Linked DNA regions of Homo sapiens: region 2 is linked to region 1. A link is a loop called in an ENCODE intact Hi-C map of the cell type or tissue named here. Cell type or tissue: endothelial cell of umbilical vein. All regions are shown on one strand.

Evidence for each region. Peaks named below come from ENCODE experiments on the same cell type or tissue, not always from the same donor. Only the 100,000 strongest peaks of a DNase experiment are listed, where the experiment ranks them.
Region 2: a loop joins it to region 1, with 2.1 times the contacts of the local background. A loop is called at or near these places in 9 of 110 quality-filtered maps.

The regions. Positions count from the first base shown.
Region 1 is chr5:95,076,988-95,084,987 of GRCh38, forward strand. All of the region lies in intron 1 of MCTP1 (multiple C2 and transmembrane domain containing 1), which reads right to left. Among named protein-coding and RNA genes, the nearest start is that of MCTP1-AS1, 100 kb to the left of the region's middle. In endothelial cell of umbilical vein, no CTCF peak of the experiment used is centred here; DNase peaks (open chromatin) are centred at 4,784 and 6,824; H3K4me3 peaks cover 4,649 bases; H3K27ac peaks cover 5,175 bases.
Region 2 is chr5:95,134,030-95,142,029 of GRCh38, forward strand. The region is part of intron 1 of MCTP1 (multiple C2 and transmembrane domain containing 1); the gene reads right to left. It overlaps LOC105379085 (a long non-coding RNA gene), which reads left to right and starts at 4,545. Exons shown (of 8, transcript XR_948575.3): 1 at 4,545-4,715. In endothelial cell of umbilical vein, no CTCF peak of the experiment used is centred here; a DNase peak (open chromatin) is centred at 4,322.

The DNA.
Region 1 (8,000 bases):
ACCATCTCTGAAACTTGCAGAATTTCCTAACTCAAGCCTTTAGTCACCTTCCTTATTTTGGAAATGATCACTCACAATTGACTAATTGTGCCAAATAAATTTTGATTCCCAGACTCTTAGTTTGAGTTCTCTAATGAAATATTGTGGGGAAGAAAGCTCCCATTCCAAAATGAAAAGAGATGCTATATACTTTTGTAAACAAGCATTTAAAAATGATCTTAAGAGTACCTTTCTTTTTTGATATTCTGCCATGACTGTTTCTTCTGCATCTTGGTTATTTTCTTCATAATAAATTATAAAATAGTCAAAGTTTAACAATTCTCATTAATTTAGGTGTTCAAATTTATTTTGACCTTTTAATTTTATCCCACCTCTATCTGTCTCTTTTTTTCTCTGCATATGAATAATGTGTGTAAATATATATGTATATATCTGCACACATTTAGCTTTTGAATCAAGGAAGTAAGCAATTATGGTTCATTATATATACTTTTTTTTTTTTTGAGACGGAGTCCCACTCTGTCGCCCAGGCTGGAGTGCAGTGGCGCAATCTCGGCTCACTGCAAGCTCCACTTCCTGGGTTCACGCCATTCTCCTGCCTCAGCCTGCCGAGTAGCTGGGACTACAGGCGCTCGCCACCACGCCCAGCTAATTGTTTGTATTTTTAGTAGAGACAGGTTTTCACTGTGTTAGCCAAGATGGTCTCGATCTCCTGACCTCGTGATCCGCCCACCTCGGCCTCCCAAAGTGCTGGGATTACAGGCGTGAGCCACTGCGCCTGGCCAGTTCGTTATATATAATTTTAAAAACTAACATGAAATAGGAGGAAAGGCTTGTGGCAAGAAATGGCTTATAGCTATGTTCATTCCACATTGAAAACTATCAGACAAGAAAATATGAGATGAATTTAGGAAAACTCTTTCACATCTCATACATCATTCCTCTGGGCCCACATTCTCTAGTCTGGTCCCAATCCAGTGTCAGGTACATGAGTCATGACTCAACAGATATGGGAACACCTTCATTTATCCCTATCATCCATCTATCCATCCATCCATCCATCCATCCATCCATCCATCTTGTTTGCAAGACCCGAGGAAACATGAAGGTTTGAAAGTTACCCAAGAATTTCAAAGATAATTTGTGGAGTCTCTGGGGAAAGCAAATCAAAATGGACCTAGTTGTATAACAGACCTAAACTTCTCCATTCTACAATTCGTTCAATGTGCTCCTTCCCAAATGATGACTTTCACCAGGAAATGTTTAGGGAATGAACAGAAAAAAGGCAGACATTACATTAATCTTCTATCAAAACACAAAATTCCCTAAAGCTTTCCTGGGACTGTATCAGATAACTAAATATAGACTGAAAATTGTTTCTGCCCCACCTGCACATCAAAAACAACAACAAAAAAGGGAAATCTTGTTGTATCACCAAAGACTATGATCACCTAGGAGAGCTCTCAGTTATGTATGCTCATTCCAGACATATTTTGCGTTAATAAAAGCCCCCATCTTATGTAAATTCACGAACAACTTCAGCATATTTCTGGTTCATAAAGGCCTGGGTTTCACTAAGAATAAGAATGTTGCAGTCATTAAAATGATTAAATGTAGTAACATTAAAAAGACGTATTTTCCTCTCTGTAGTACTTTATAGCAGTCATTTCAAATTACTAAGACCAAAGGATTCTAACAGAAGGTGGCACAGAATGTAATTAAGCATCTTGGTTCTGCAGCCTACCTAGGTTCAATTCTGGTCATTCTACTACTAATTGTGTGATGTCAGGAATAACTCATTTAATTTCCTTGTACTTCAGTGTCTCCATCATAAAAAGGAAATAATAATAATAATAATAGAACCCATACCTAATAAAGTTGCTGTAAGAAAAACAGATAGTTCATAAATAGTTATTATACAGTCTGATTTAAATGCTAGGCATTATTATTATTTTCATCTTGGAGAGAAATCCCTGTAGAGTGAGATTTGGAACTTGATTTGTTATATTTCAGTATGCTGTAAATTGCCGCGAATAAATACTACTAATCCTATCCCACTAGTGAAATGACTCAAGCAAAGGGAGACTAAATGACTAATTTGAGTATCTCAACTAAATTAAGATGGAATTAAAACCCAACAAACCATCTCCATAGCTTTCCTACTTGGGTTTATCTCAGGGGGGATAAGCATTACAAATCTCAGCACTTATAACAACAGACTCTCCTGGTGAGTTCAAAATGCTTCATCTACCTTAATGTTCACAGGATCACTAACATATACTAAGCACCTATGGGAAGTATGGGACTGTCATCTAGCATTACAGTGTTTCCAAACTCTGTAGATAGAAAAACAAAATCAAAAGAAGACAAGGGCTTCATTGTCACCTCCAAAACTAGAGGTTTTCTCTGATATTACAAAGAAGTGTTGATTCTTCCCACTGCACTCCTATAGCCCAGGGTTTTGTCACATAGACCACATGCTATCTCACTGCATTTATATTTAGCAAAAATTTTAAAAGATATATGCCTATTAATTCCATCTGTTTACCTTCATCTCTTAATGGTCATATAGCTGATTTGTATAGTTCTTGGAATCAAAGCAAACATGAACTTTATTACAAAGCAGAGCTAGGATTTATTCATAAGATAGCATGATGATAAATTCCACTTATCTCTTGAAACTATACATTGCAGCACAGGATATGAAGATAGCATACACTTTTCATATTTAATAAAAAATATTTTATATTTTTTATTAAAATAAATGGTGATCATGTTTTGAATTTTTAGAAGGAATAACTTTTATTAATATCACCAGCACAAGAAAACTTTTAATTAATTGTCTTCTAAATCTTAAGAGTTAAGAGGTTTTAAAGCGAAGTTTTGTTTTCAAATCTATCATGTTCACTGGTATAGTAGGACATAAGTCATTAACTCCTCTAATTGTGAAAAGTCATCTTTTTTCTCTTCTCATAGCCTAAAAAAGAGTACAGTTATATAAATATAAAATAGCAGATCAATTCTAACAGAAAGGGTTGGAAGTTCATTGGTTGTTTACATTTTTCTTTTCTCTTTTTCAAAGATAAGCTTTGGAGGAATCTCTTTTTGCTAACCACTTTCAACAAATACAGTGTATCAAAACAATCTACCACACCACCTCCAATTTTGAAAGATACAAAATCTACCCCTGTCCTTTAGGCATGTGTACTTTTATGGCTCACTTCCCAGAGTAAGGATTTGGACATTTGTGCTGTGGCAATGGCTAAGAAATTGCAAAAGTCAGATGTTACATTTTGATAATCATTCCACAAATCCATGCTCCATCAAACTAGACCAAAAAACCTGCAAAGGAAGCAGTATTCTCCAATTTGGAATACAGTATTCTCCAATTTAAAATACTGCCTTCAAATATGTTTGGAAGTTGAAATAATGAAACAATCTCCAAGCATGATAGTAAGTCAATTAAGAAGTACGAAAGTATTCATAATGCCAACCGTTAGCAGACACATTTTTGAAAACCTCAAGTCGTTAATATCTTACTAATTCAGTTATAGCTCTCGAAATCAAATTAACCTTTTCTAGCTGAAAGGAATTTAAAGGCCTTAAATATGAGTATGCAAAGTTCTGTGGATACCCAATACCACTTTAAACACTGATTTGATGTTATTGCTTCAACCAATATGAAGCCAAGACAACATTCCTGTGTCACCCAACCTTTGAATTAGCTTTAAGCAAGCTTAAAGAATTTGAAAAATAAACCTCTCATTCATTCTCTATCCACAGGTTTCTCTAGCCATGCAATTTGTATGACTGCCTCCAACAGCAAGTGAGAAAGTAGGCAGTGATAAACAAACTCATACAATTTTAAAACAAACAGAATAATCAGAAGTTTCTAAGTATGCTAGTCTTTCACTTAAATAGAAAGCCAAATATGAAAGGTCCAGAGGCTTTCACTAATTTTCCACTTTAAATTTTCTAATAATTACTAAGACTACTTTTTATTTCAATTGAAAAATATAATGATTGAGCTATAATTATTCAAAGATAATCATATAAATCTGATATATGTTTCACCTTTAACTGAGATCAGAGGGTAGCAAAAGAAATATAAGAAACTAAGAACCTGGTAACTACTAAATCCTTCAAGAAAACAAAACAAAACAAAAAAAACAAACCAATATAAAGCTACCACAATGTTTCCATTTCTCAGGCACTATATTTTTCATAAAAAATGATCATAAAAGGAATATCAATGTATTACACTATGTATCTCACAAGTAGGTTATACTGTAAATTAAAAATTATCTGTATTAGAATCTCAAATGCAACCTTCAATACCCCGTGAGAAGGCATTTTTCTAAGGAACAATCATATACCTAAACTGCCACATTAATTTAAGGCTACCACAATCCAGTGAGTAAACCAAAATGTTACTTACCTTATTACAAATAAATGGCAAATTGCAGGCACTTTTCAGCTTGCAGCTGTCTAGCATAGTTGATTAGAAATGAACAAAACATCTTTCACTCCAGTGAGAGAACTGCATATTTAGACTTGCTTTCTTCACTGAATACCGGCAAAAGAGGCTGTTCACCTCCAAGTGATAGCAACAGCCCTGCACGGAGCACTTGCTGCTCTGCACAGCAGCGACTTGGAATGAAAGTAAGAAGAACCCGTGATGTTTAAATAACGTAGCTTTAGATTCACAGGATATGACTCAACTCTCAAACCAGTAAGGGAAGAGTTTCCCATTGCAAAACTGTTAGTACAGATTACATAACAAACATCATATCTGGGGTTCTAAAATACTCACATTAAATACTAAAAACTTCACCTGCTAAATCAAACATGCAGTGTTAGTAGTCAACCTCTTCCTCATGGCAAAAGCCACAACAGGAAATGAGAATAACAACACTGCACAAAGAAAACTATTCTGCTTGTTCTCTGCAGTGAATTAATTTAATGTTATTAAGGATGTGAGAACTTGCCAACATCTCCCAGAAAGACATCTAAAAAAAAAAGGAACACTAAAGTCACTAACATTCCCATCGGTATAAAAACAATGTGTAGAAAAAAATTCCATTTTAACATGCAAGAAGTGGCATGCTTTACAACACAATAGAATCTCCTTCACTAAGTAGAGAATGGAAATAGATCTTCGTGCTTTGCTGTTGCTGTTTCCCACAGAAATCCTTTCCTACGCTGTCATTACCTTGTGCTTCTAGCTCTGCCTACCTCACCAACTCAGGGTCCCCTTTTATCTGTTCTGTGAGCCCTTCTAAAGGAACATGACTAATGATACAACTCCTCTAGTAAATGTGGCAATTTTACATGCTTTCTCCACCACATGTTATCCCTTAACACTGAGCTGTATTAAGCTTGATCAAATATTGAATTATTATATTTAGATACCTCAGTCAATAAATATAGACATAGATGCTTGGAGAAAAGTCTACTACATAAATTCACTTGCCATCAGCCTCATCAAGGAAAAAAAGCTGAAAAAGCCCATGTTAATAACAGTAAGTAGGCTGAAACTAACTAGAACAGGGCTGTTAAATAGACATATAAGGTGAAGCATATATGTAATTTAAAATATTTTAGTAGTCACATTAAAAAAGTAAAGAAACATTAATTTTAGTAATGGTTACCCTAGTATGTCTAAAACATCATCATTTCAATATGTAATCATAATAAAATTATTAAATATTTTATCATTTTGGTACTAGTGTTGGAGATCTAGTGTATGTTTTGCACTTGTGTGACATTTCCACTTGAGCTAGCTATATGCAAGTGTTCAATAGCCACACATGGCTAGTGGCTACCATATTGAATAGCATAGGCCTAGGGTTCAAGGCTCATTTTCAGTCTTCAGGTGGTGGTTCAAATATTCTCTTTTCAGAACATTTAGGAAGGTCTTCCCTGACTACCTCCCCTGAAGTAACCTTCTCCAATTACTTTCTATCGGATGATCTTTTTTATTTCCTTTATAGTACATCACAGTTTGAAATGTTCTTCTTTATTCATTTGTTTACCTATTTATAGTCTGTGGTCTCTAACAAGAATGTAAGAAACCCGAGGGCAGGAATTTTCTTTCAGGAGGCTATTGACATGGTCATCAATACATAGCAGAATTTAATCAAAAAATTATTTAATAAATGAATAAAATATGGATTTTTTTGTTATGGTTTGGCAAATAATATAAAATTAAGAAATGTGTTTCTCATATCACTGAATTTCCAGCAAATACACTGGGCAACACTTTCTTGAATTGAGAAATTGTCCACTTTTTAGAATATTAATGATCTTCCATGTATAACATGTTTCATTCTCATATGCAATGCTATGAAACAACATACTTATTTCATTACTCTAGCAAATACTTAGAACACTTTAATCCCAGTGATGTAAATTTGGACACTATTAGGATGTCTATTTATCTCCTATTTACAAAAACATAAAATCAATGCATACTATGCACAGAGCTACAACGCAGGGGTCAAGGATGGGCATGTGACCCACGCTGGTCTAGTAAGCATGCCAACCTCTCCACTTTTGCTAACATTGAGAAAGAGGTTAAGTTTGTAGAATGTTAAGAGTAGAACTGTTGGTTGTTGTATCTGCTACCACATTGTCTAAAAGTGGTGGTCTAAAACTTGTCTAAAAGAGGTTGCCTAAAAATGAGGCTGATGAAGAGAAAAACAAAGCCAAATACGTGAAAGGCAGATTCCTGATAATACTACTGTAATTACCAGATACTGTTATGCATTAAGTCACATTTGCCCTCTACTGCAATGATGAATATACTGGAATGTTCACTGGAGAATTACAGTAGTCAAAACAGGAAACCATGTAAGGAACCATAAACGGTGGAAGCGTTAAATAAATAATGGGTTAATCATACTAAGGAATACTACCTAGTTATTTTCTTTTAAAGAATCAGGTTATCTAGATGCACTGAGATGCATAGCTCCCTAAAAGATGTTAAGCAGAAATAACATATTGCAGAAAAATATATTATCCCAGTTATGAGTATATACATTTTTTATATGCATATTCACAGAAAAGGGCCCAGAAAACTGCACACCAACTGTGGACACGTGGTTAGGTCTGGGAAAGGGATCTGAAGGAAGTGATGGGGGACAAAGAGAGATCAATGTTTTGCTCAGTTTATTACCTCCTGCATAAATCTTGTAAAATAAAAATGAATTAATGTATTCTTTAGGTAATTTGAAAAGAACATGTTACATTTAAAAAAAATTTTAATATTTTTTATTTCCATATTTTGGTACATTGTACTCACTCTAAGTGGACTACTCTCCTTTATTATTTTTTAAAACAATGTAATGGAAATGATGATGCTCTTTTCTGTCCCACTCTCCATTCTTTACCAGCCCCAATTTTTTAATGAATACTCCAGTTTTTCAGTCTGGTTAAAGTGAATGCCAAAGACAGAAAAGAGAAAAAGAAAGGGCAGAGAGAGACAGAGAGAGGAAGCTGCATTAGAATCTCCAATGTACCTTCTAAAACTGGCCAAGGTCTTTGGGTGTTTTTTTTTTTTTTCCTCTTGGCCTCCTGCAAGCAATTTTATTGGCTTTATAAAATACAGCTTGGATTTATTCAACTGCAAATATATCAACAGTCCAATGTTTATAATAATATGCTTTACATTAATTTAGTCTTGGATCAGAGTAAACAAACTTGTTTATTAACATCTCATTGAAACATTTCAGGCTTCTGAATTGGGCATAACAATTGCTTTCCTAATTAACTCAAAATCTAAACCTTTTGTTGCTTTTTTTGGCTTGCTCTAGTCTTCAAAATCTTCACATTATCTTAGGTATGCTCATCACATCTCCTGCTTTTGTATTCCCTTAGATTTCCACAGTTTCAACCCCTTTTTAAAAATGACACAGCTGAAGGTGCTTAGAGTCTGAAGCAAGAGTAAGGGCTGTTTGACTTTTAGTATGACTAATGAGGATCTGAATTTATACAGTGTT
Region 2 (8,000 bases), 57 kb after region 1:
TTTCATCTGTTTGTCTGATCTTCTGAATTGATTCTTGTTCTACTCTTTAATTACCTTGGATCTTCATGTTTTAATACCATAGGATGCTTCAAATCTATTCTATAAATAGGTGAGATTGGAAACAATGAGTAAATATTTATCGGATCATTATTTTTCCAATGTTAAGTGTTTTAATCAGTGTAGTATGTTTATGATTTTTGAAACTCTATTTTTCATGATATCTTGAGTTATTAAACATGATTCCACTAAAAGCATTTGAATATTTTATCTGGCCCAAATTCTGATATATGTACAAATGTTCACACATTATAGGCAAGATTACATATAAAAGAATGGCATACAATGTATCAGTATTGCTGTGGAACAAACCATTCCAGCTTAGTGGTTTAAAACAACAATCACCTTATTAACTCAAGAATTCAGTGGGTTGGCAATTTGGGGCGGATTCAGCCAGTCAGTTCTGCTGATTCAGTCACTCGTGCAGCTGCAGTCCTTCCGCTTTTCAGGTGGGGCAGGATGGCCTAGGAAGGCCTCACTCCCTTATGTTGATGCTGGCTATCATCTTGGCCACAGGTCTCCAGCAGGCTAGCCAGGGCTTCTTTGCACAAAAGCTGGGTTCCAAAAGCAGCAAGAGAAACAGAGCTCCTGTGCTAAAGTGCCCTTGAAAGCTCTGCTTGCAACACTTTGCTAATACAGGTCAAAGGAAATCACATGGCCAAGCTCAGAGTCAGAGTGGGACAATGATACAGGTAGGCTGGATTAACTGGAAGCTATTACTGTAATAATTTACTACAGAAGATAATAAATTAATTAAAATAATCTTTCTTCTCAGTTTTCAAAATACAATTGAAGTTACTGTTTTTGACCAAATAATAGGCAGTCTCTGGAAAGCAATTGTGGTTTAATACAACCTCTAAGTTCCATTGCTCTTCAAGGATCTCGATTTACTGTTGCCTGATGGCCAAAAAAAAAAAAAAAAAAAAAAAAAAAAAAAAAAAAATTCCTTCTTTTTCCAGATCAGAAAAAAAAAAGGTCAGATTCAGATACTGAGGTATGTGAAAATCAGTATTTCACTAGATCAGGCATAGTTCCAATACCAGTATAAAGAAACAAATCTGAAAGAAAAGAAATTATGTTTGCAAAACAAATATGGAGACAGATTCTATAACTCTGGAAAGATATAGTAGATAATAAGAATACATATTCTCAACTTTTCAGTCAGGGACCATAATATCAACAAATCACAAAGAAAGAAAGAAAAATATACACTATGGTGGTGAATTGAGAATATTAATGATAACTATGACTTATTGTTTATAACCTGAATCCAAAAAGTCCTATAAAATAAACAAGTTTTCAAGTTGAATGAAATATCATTAGCTTTAGTGTGATGGTTGATACTGAGTGTCAACTTGATTGGACTGAAGGATGCAAAGTATTGTTCCCAGGTGTATCTGTGAGGGTGCTGGCAAAGGAGATTAACATTTGAGTCAGTGGGCTGGGGAAGGCAGACAATCTGATCAGCTGCCATCGAATATAAAGCAGGCAGAAAAACGTGAAGAAGCAAGACTGGCCTAGCCTCCCAGCCTACATCTTTCTCCCGTGTTGGATGCTTCCTGCCCTCAAACATCATTCTCCAAGTTCTTCAGTTTTGAGACTCGGACTGGCTCTCCATGCTCCTCAAGCTTGCAGACAACCTATTGTGGGACATTGTGTTTGTGTAAGTTAATACTTAATAAACTCCCCTTTATATATATGTGTCTGTCCTATTAGTTCTGTCCCTCTAGGGAACCCTGACTAATGCAGTAAGCATAATAGTATTTTGGTTCAATAAACTGAAAACAACTACAGTAAAAACTGGTTTATTGTTCCAAATCAGTTCATTAAACATTATACATTTCAGAGAATCACAAGCAAATGTATTGAAAGCCAACTCTGGCATCCACTTGGAAGCTTACAATTAGAGTAGATTTCAATATAATTGAAGTAGGTTTTAAAATCTGTCCCTAAACTACTTTATTATCCTCATCTCCTGCATAGCATCAGCCTTCTACCTTCCCAGAACATTTAAGCACTTGCTTCTCCTCATGTACATGTCTTGGTAATCATTATTTCTAAGCCTTGGTATCCCTTCTCCCTCTCTTCAACCTTATCCACTGGTCTTATTTCTGAAGACCCAATGAAATATCACTCCTCTGTGAATCCTTCCCTAACACCCACAAGAAGAAATAACTTGCTCCTGTGTACTCCCCCAAAACATTTTACTTCCTTTGTCTTCCCAGACAATTCTTGTTATCCTTTGGGCTGGTCTCTTAAGCAAATGGCTCTATTCATTCAGGAAGGGTTCAGGCTTGGTATCTCTGATTTGTGATGAGATGTTAAGTTAAGCTATCTGCTCAATTATGTAAAAGATGAATTGGGATGAAGAGGGAGAGGAGAAGGAAGATGGAAAACGGGAAGCTGGAGACAGAGATGAAGTGGCGAGGAAAAAAGTTGGGGACAGGGAAAATTCAAGGGGGAGGGAAGTGGGGAAGGGAGGAAATCTTTGCGGAAGGAAGTCAAGAAGAGAGAAGAGTGAGAGAAGACGCTCTAGCTCACAATAGAGTTTACAATGTGTCCGACTCTATGTTTTTAATCTTTACAATAATTTTATATGTAAATACTATTAGTATCCCTATTTTACGGATGAAGAAACTGAGACAAGGAGATTTGTGTACCTGGTCCAGAATCTCACAATTAGGAAGAGGCACAGCCAGAGCACTAACAGAGGTCTAGATGCCTTCAAGGCAGAGCAATAGTCACTACATCTTCCTGCCTCACATTGATCTGCCTTTCAGTCAACAAAGAGTAACTTCAGACTCTTGCCTGGAACTATTTCCTGATCAATTTCATCAAGACTACAATGGAGAAAAATTATATTTTGTAAAGGTTATTTGTGAAGTATATGCCACCCACTCATCTAGACAGCCTAGGTTTAAAACCTCAACAATGAAAAGAATTACTAAGGTATTTCACTTATTCATTTTCAGCTTATAGCAGAAATTCTTTCCTGAATTCCTTCAGTGTGATGCCCCCTGCTTACCTTCAGCGATGTTATAAGCAACAGCCTTATGAAATCTAGTGCTGTATTTGTTGCTGGCTTGTAGCTTAGGACCTAGAGCCTCACTAGAGGAGGCAGGAAGCTTGCTTCGGGGGAAGTATAACCTAGTGATGAAGAGGATAGATTCCGCAATTGTTCAAGCACTGCTTCCAGTTGTTACTATGTATTATGTAAAGTTTATTGGATTCTCCAAGCCTCAGCATTGTCGTCAATAACACGATAGTCCCTGGCTCACAGAGTTGCTGTGAAGATTTATGAGAGAATGCTTGTAAAACACTTTGTACCATGCCTAGCACACAGTAAGTGCTCAATACATATCATCATTAAACAGTATCCCCCAAAACTAAAGTTGCATGCAATATCTTTCAGGTCTAGATTCTAGCAAAGATTTTGCCTCTCTTAAAGAGTTGACATCCTCTTATTTGCATGGACATTGAACTTCTCTTTTAGCTTTGGCCACTACTAAGATCAAAGACAAAATTTCACCTCAACTGTGGCACATTTGTGGAAATCTATTGCTTGTATGTAGATCTCTAGTCTAATATTGTTTTCCATTTCATCTATATTTTCCCTTATTCTGATTGTCTATTAGTATATACATTATTGTAAGCTGCTTCAAATATTTGTGGAATAAAGCAAACATCATAAATGAATTAATAATTCTGCTTTTTTAATGTCTGCTCAATCACCAAAAAAGGCTGTTTCCCTAATGTGGGGAACATATTGATTCCCTGCCAAACCAAACTTGATGATTTGCAAGCAACATGTTCTTAGAAAACATTTACTGAGTACTATTCAATATTACTATTGAATAGTATGACTATTGAATTACAGGAAATATGATACTTAATAAAAGTCCTACAGAAAACACTGAAATTCCAGTTCTAGATAACAATCACGCAAATGTGTTTTCAGATTACTTCAAATTTTTTTTTCAATAGGAAGTGTTTTTCTCCCACTTTTGTTTTTCTGGTCATCTTTTACAGTAATTTCAAGTCATGCTCTTTTCTCATTCTCCCAGGAGAAGAACTGTGCTATGTCTGCTACTGAACTCACTATGATTGTGTACCAAGATGCATTCATAGACTTTCCTGTGAGATGCAACCCCCCCCCGACATTAAAATAATATGTGTTTTGGAGCTCGATGGGAATATATGAGCATTGAGACTAGCTGCGCCACTTTTTAGATGAGAAAACAAGGCCCAGAGAGCTTATGAAGATGGCAGCAGTGGAGCTGAATAAGAACACAGCCTTGTCAATCTCCATCCAGGTTTTTCTCACTATCCTCTCCTGTAACTTTCTAGAAGAGCAAGTGTCATAATGATGGAAACTAAATTAGTCGCATACACAAAGAATCATCTGTTCTTTCCGTTTAAGTTTCCTTTCTAAAATGCCTTATTATACAAACAGCAAACTATTTAAAGAGAGGTTTCCTGGAATGAGTGTTACTGGTCTGGAAGGGCCTCTGAAGAGTCCAGGAATAGGTCTGCTAACCAAAGGAATGACCCCCTCACAGAGACCACCACTGACTGCCATGTGAGCCGCCGTCCCTCCAGCTGCCCTCACTCCACCGGCTGCTCCCTCTCACATCCCTCTCTGGATTCCTTATCACAAGGTATTATTATCTTCTTTATCTTTTCTTTGTGCATTTAGGGTGTTGTCACTGCCTCTAGTGTGCAAAGTACACCCTGCCCGTTAGCTGGATAGGCAATTTTTAACTAGTTGTAATGTATGTGGACAATCTCATTATCAGTTATTTTCAATTAATTCTTTTTCTGATGTGTCGAATTTGTCACAGTCTTCATTTAGATCTGTTTCTCTATCTGTATATTATACACACATACACACACACATTATAAGGTTGTCAGTGTGATCTTAAAATTAGAGTTTATATGTTCAAAATATTTAATATTTAGAACTTGTATAAAACATTTAGGGTTTTTTTTTCCTTTCAAATAGTCGTATTAGTTTAACATCAGCTAAGAAACATAATTATGATTGAACACATCCATCAAAAAAGTTAGATCTTCATGTTAAAGCCCAAAATAAAAACTCTAAGCATAGAAAATTAATGGATGCATGCTAATTGCCAGAAACATTTGCTGCTCAAAACAAAGAAAATAGAGCTGAATTATATTATTCTTAATGTCTTTGTAATCTAGAAGGCTTTGTGAGAATATACCCAACATGAGGAAACAGGGTTAGAGATTTACAGATATTTGCATGCTTTTCTTTCCGGCAAATGCAAATTTCTTAAGGAAATAAAAAGATCTAAACATTGCACCATGTCAAATGAAAATGAGTGCAGGTGAGAGCAAGATTTGCCTGTTGCAATATCTTTGCCTCTCACTTAGGGAACAAGAGAGCTTCTTTTTTTACATTTTCCCCTTTTTTTCCAAAGCTATTTTAGCCAAAGGAATTTTTAAAAGGAGTCTCAAAATCAACCTTATTTTAAAAAGTTAATTTTAAAAAGATAAATTCTTGCTACTCACCAAAGGTTAATTTCTAGATCAAAGGTTTCTATTTTTAGTTACATATCCAAGAACACATCTAACTCTAAACAACTGCAGATCCACAGAAGCTGTTTCCTTATGAACAATGTTAAGTGGTATTGGCCCCATTTGCCACTAAACTGAGAGCTCCTTAAAAGTGAAAATTTTCCTTAATTTTTGTCTTATTATCTAGCCCACAGCCTGATGCATAGGGCTTAATAAATGGTTGAATAATAAATGAATAACGGAATGGTAATCAACTTTAATATTTACAAGCTTTGCTTTAAAAATAAAATGATCCAGAGAAGAAACAGAAAAACATCAAAATCATTAAATTTAAAAGTGTAGCTTAAAGAGAACTTGATGGTCTCCCTGAGCTGCTCTTCCATGCTGGAATCCCCTCATCCAAAGCTAAACCCACTTTCATCTCAGCTTGACCTCTACCTTCCAATGACACTCATGCTTCCAATGCAGACAAGATTTGGAATTGCAGAAAAGGCATCTCATTTCTAGAGAGGATGGATAGGCTTTTGCCTCCAGGAAAGTAATCATTCACTCTCTCTTCAAAAAAATTTATATTTGCAAAAATGTGTTTTTTGCCATCTGTTTCATTGATTCTGGTCCTGTTTTCCACAGTGCCAGCTATCATTCATGTCCTCATCTGCAACCCGGGACTTTGCAGCAGGATATTGAAGGTGTTTAAGGCAATTAGTAACACGGGAAAAAATGCACACAATTGGTACTTTTGTTACTTCTCTATAGTCCAGAAGAGACCTTAGGAGGACAGAAGGCATTTTCATCAAACAGCAAATTATTCTAAGCAGAAACTTTTAAAATAGACTGGTATTTTGAAGATTTGAAAATTTTAAAGGGTAAAAGCATATTCTTTTCAGTCTCTCAAAAACTGCTGTCACAAAACTTTTGGGCTATTTTTTTGCTTTAAGAACCATTTAACGGCCGGGCGCGATGGCTCACGCCTGTAATCCCAGTACTTCGGGAGGCCGAGGCGGGTGGATCACGAGGCAGGAGATCGAGACCATCCTGGCTAACACCGTGAAACCCTGTCCCTACTAAAAAAAAAAAAAAAAAAAAAAAAAAAAAAAAAAAAATTAGCCGGGTGTGGTGGTGGGCACCTGCAGTCCCAGCTACTCGGGAGGCTGAGGCAGGAGAATGGCGTGAACCCAGGAGGCGGAGCTTGCAGTGAGCAGAGATTGCGCCACTGCACTCCAGCCTGGGCGACAGAGCGAGACTCCGTCTCAAAAAAAAAAAAAAAAAAAAAAAAAGTGCCATTTAACGAGAATGTACTAGAAAAGATTATGCATCCCTTCTATGATCACAGTTTCAGAATGAAGTGGTTTCTAATGGAGGAGGCATAAGACAAGTCCAAGAAACTTGGTGTATCTATCCTTATCAAGAATATCATCAGCTCACCTTCACGGTAGAGGAGTTTACCTATGCCATCTCTCTTTCCTAAAAACCTTAAAGACGGGGTTATACTGATTTGAAACTTTTTTCACTTCAGCTTACTCAGGCTTATTAACTAAGAGTAAGATACATAACTTTTGACATTCAAGTAAAATCTCACTAATTTGGATTGTATAAATTTGGAATCTCTTATCAAAAGTTAACCTTTGCTTTAGTTACAGACATTTAAAAGAATTTGATGAAGCAAATAAAATGTGTAAAATGATTGCCACGGGCGTATGCTGGTTACTCAAGACCACAGTTTGTTTTAAAAACACTTCAGTAATCCACTAAATACCTACAGTTACTCTGCAGATTAAATCTGGAATATCTGCCTCTCAGCGTCTAGCCCTTGTGAACACAGCTGGGGTATTCTCTGACTCTGGCTCAATTTAGGTCACTGTTGTATGTGTGCAACAACATGAGAGTTTGGCTATTTTTTGAAGGCAAAGTCCTAGATAGTTTCATTGTGTTTTACTTTTTGTTACCTGATACCGAAGTGTCAAAAGAATGCCTTCATGTCCCTGGATCTGATCATCACTGTTCTGCTCATCTTCATTGTCTTCTTGATTTCATTTCTCTTTCTCCTTGCTCTCCCTACCCCATCTTTCTCTCTCCCTCCCTCCCTTCCTTCCTTTCTTCTATCCTACTTTTCTTTCTTTTTTTCTGGTGTGCCAGTGCTGGTTTTCATATAAAAACATAAAATATGTTTAGAGCAGGATTTTTATTAATGTAGTTCAGACACTTGTGTTAGGCAAATAGGCAATAAACTTCATGCTGATCACTTTCTTAGAAAAGTTATTGGTAAAGACTTTAATAAAAACTATCTGAATAAGTATAATAAGCCTTTACTTACTACCAGTTTCCACTTTCAACAATGACAAGTCATCTACTATATGCTTAAAAATGTTTTTCAAGAAGAGCTACTACAAATGAAAGGAGAT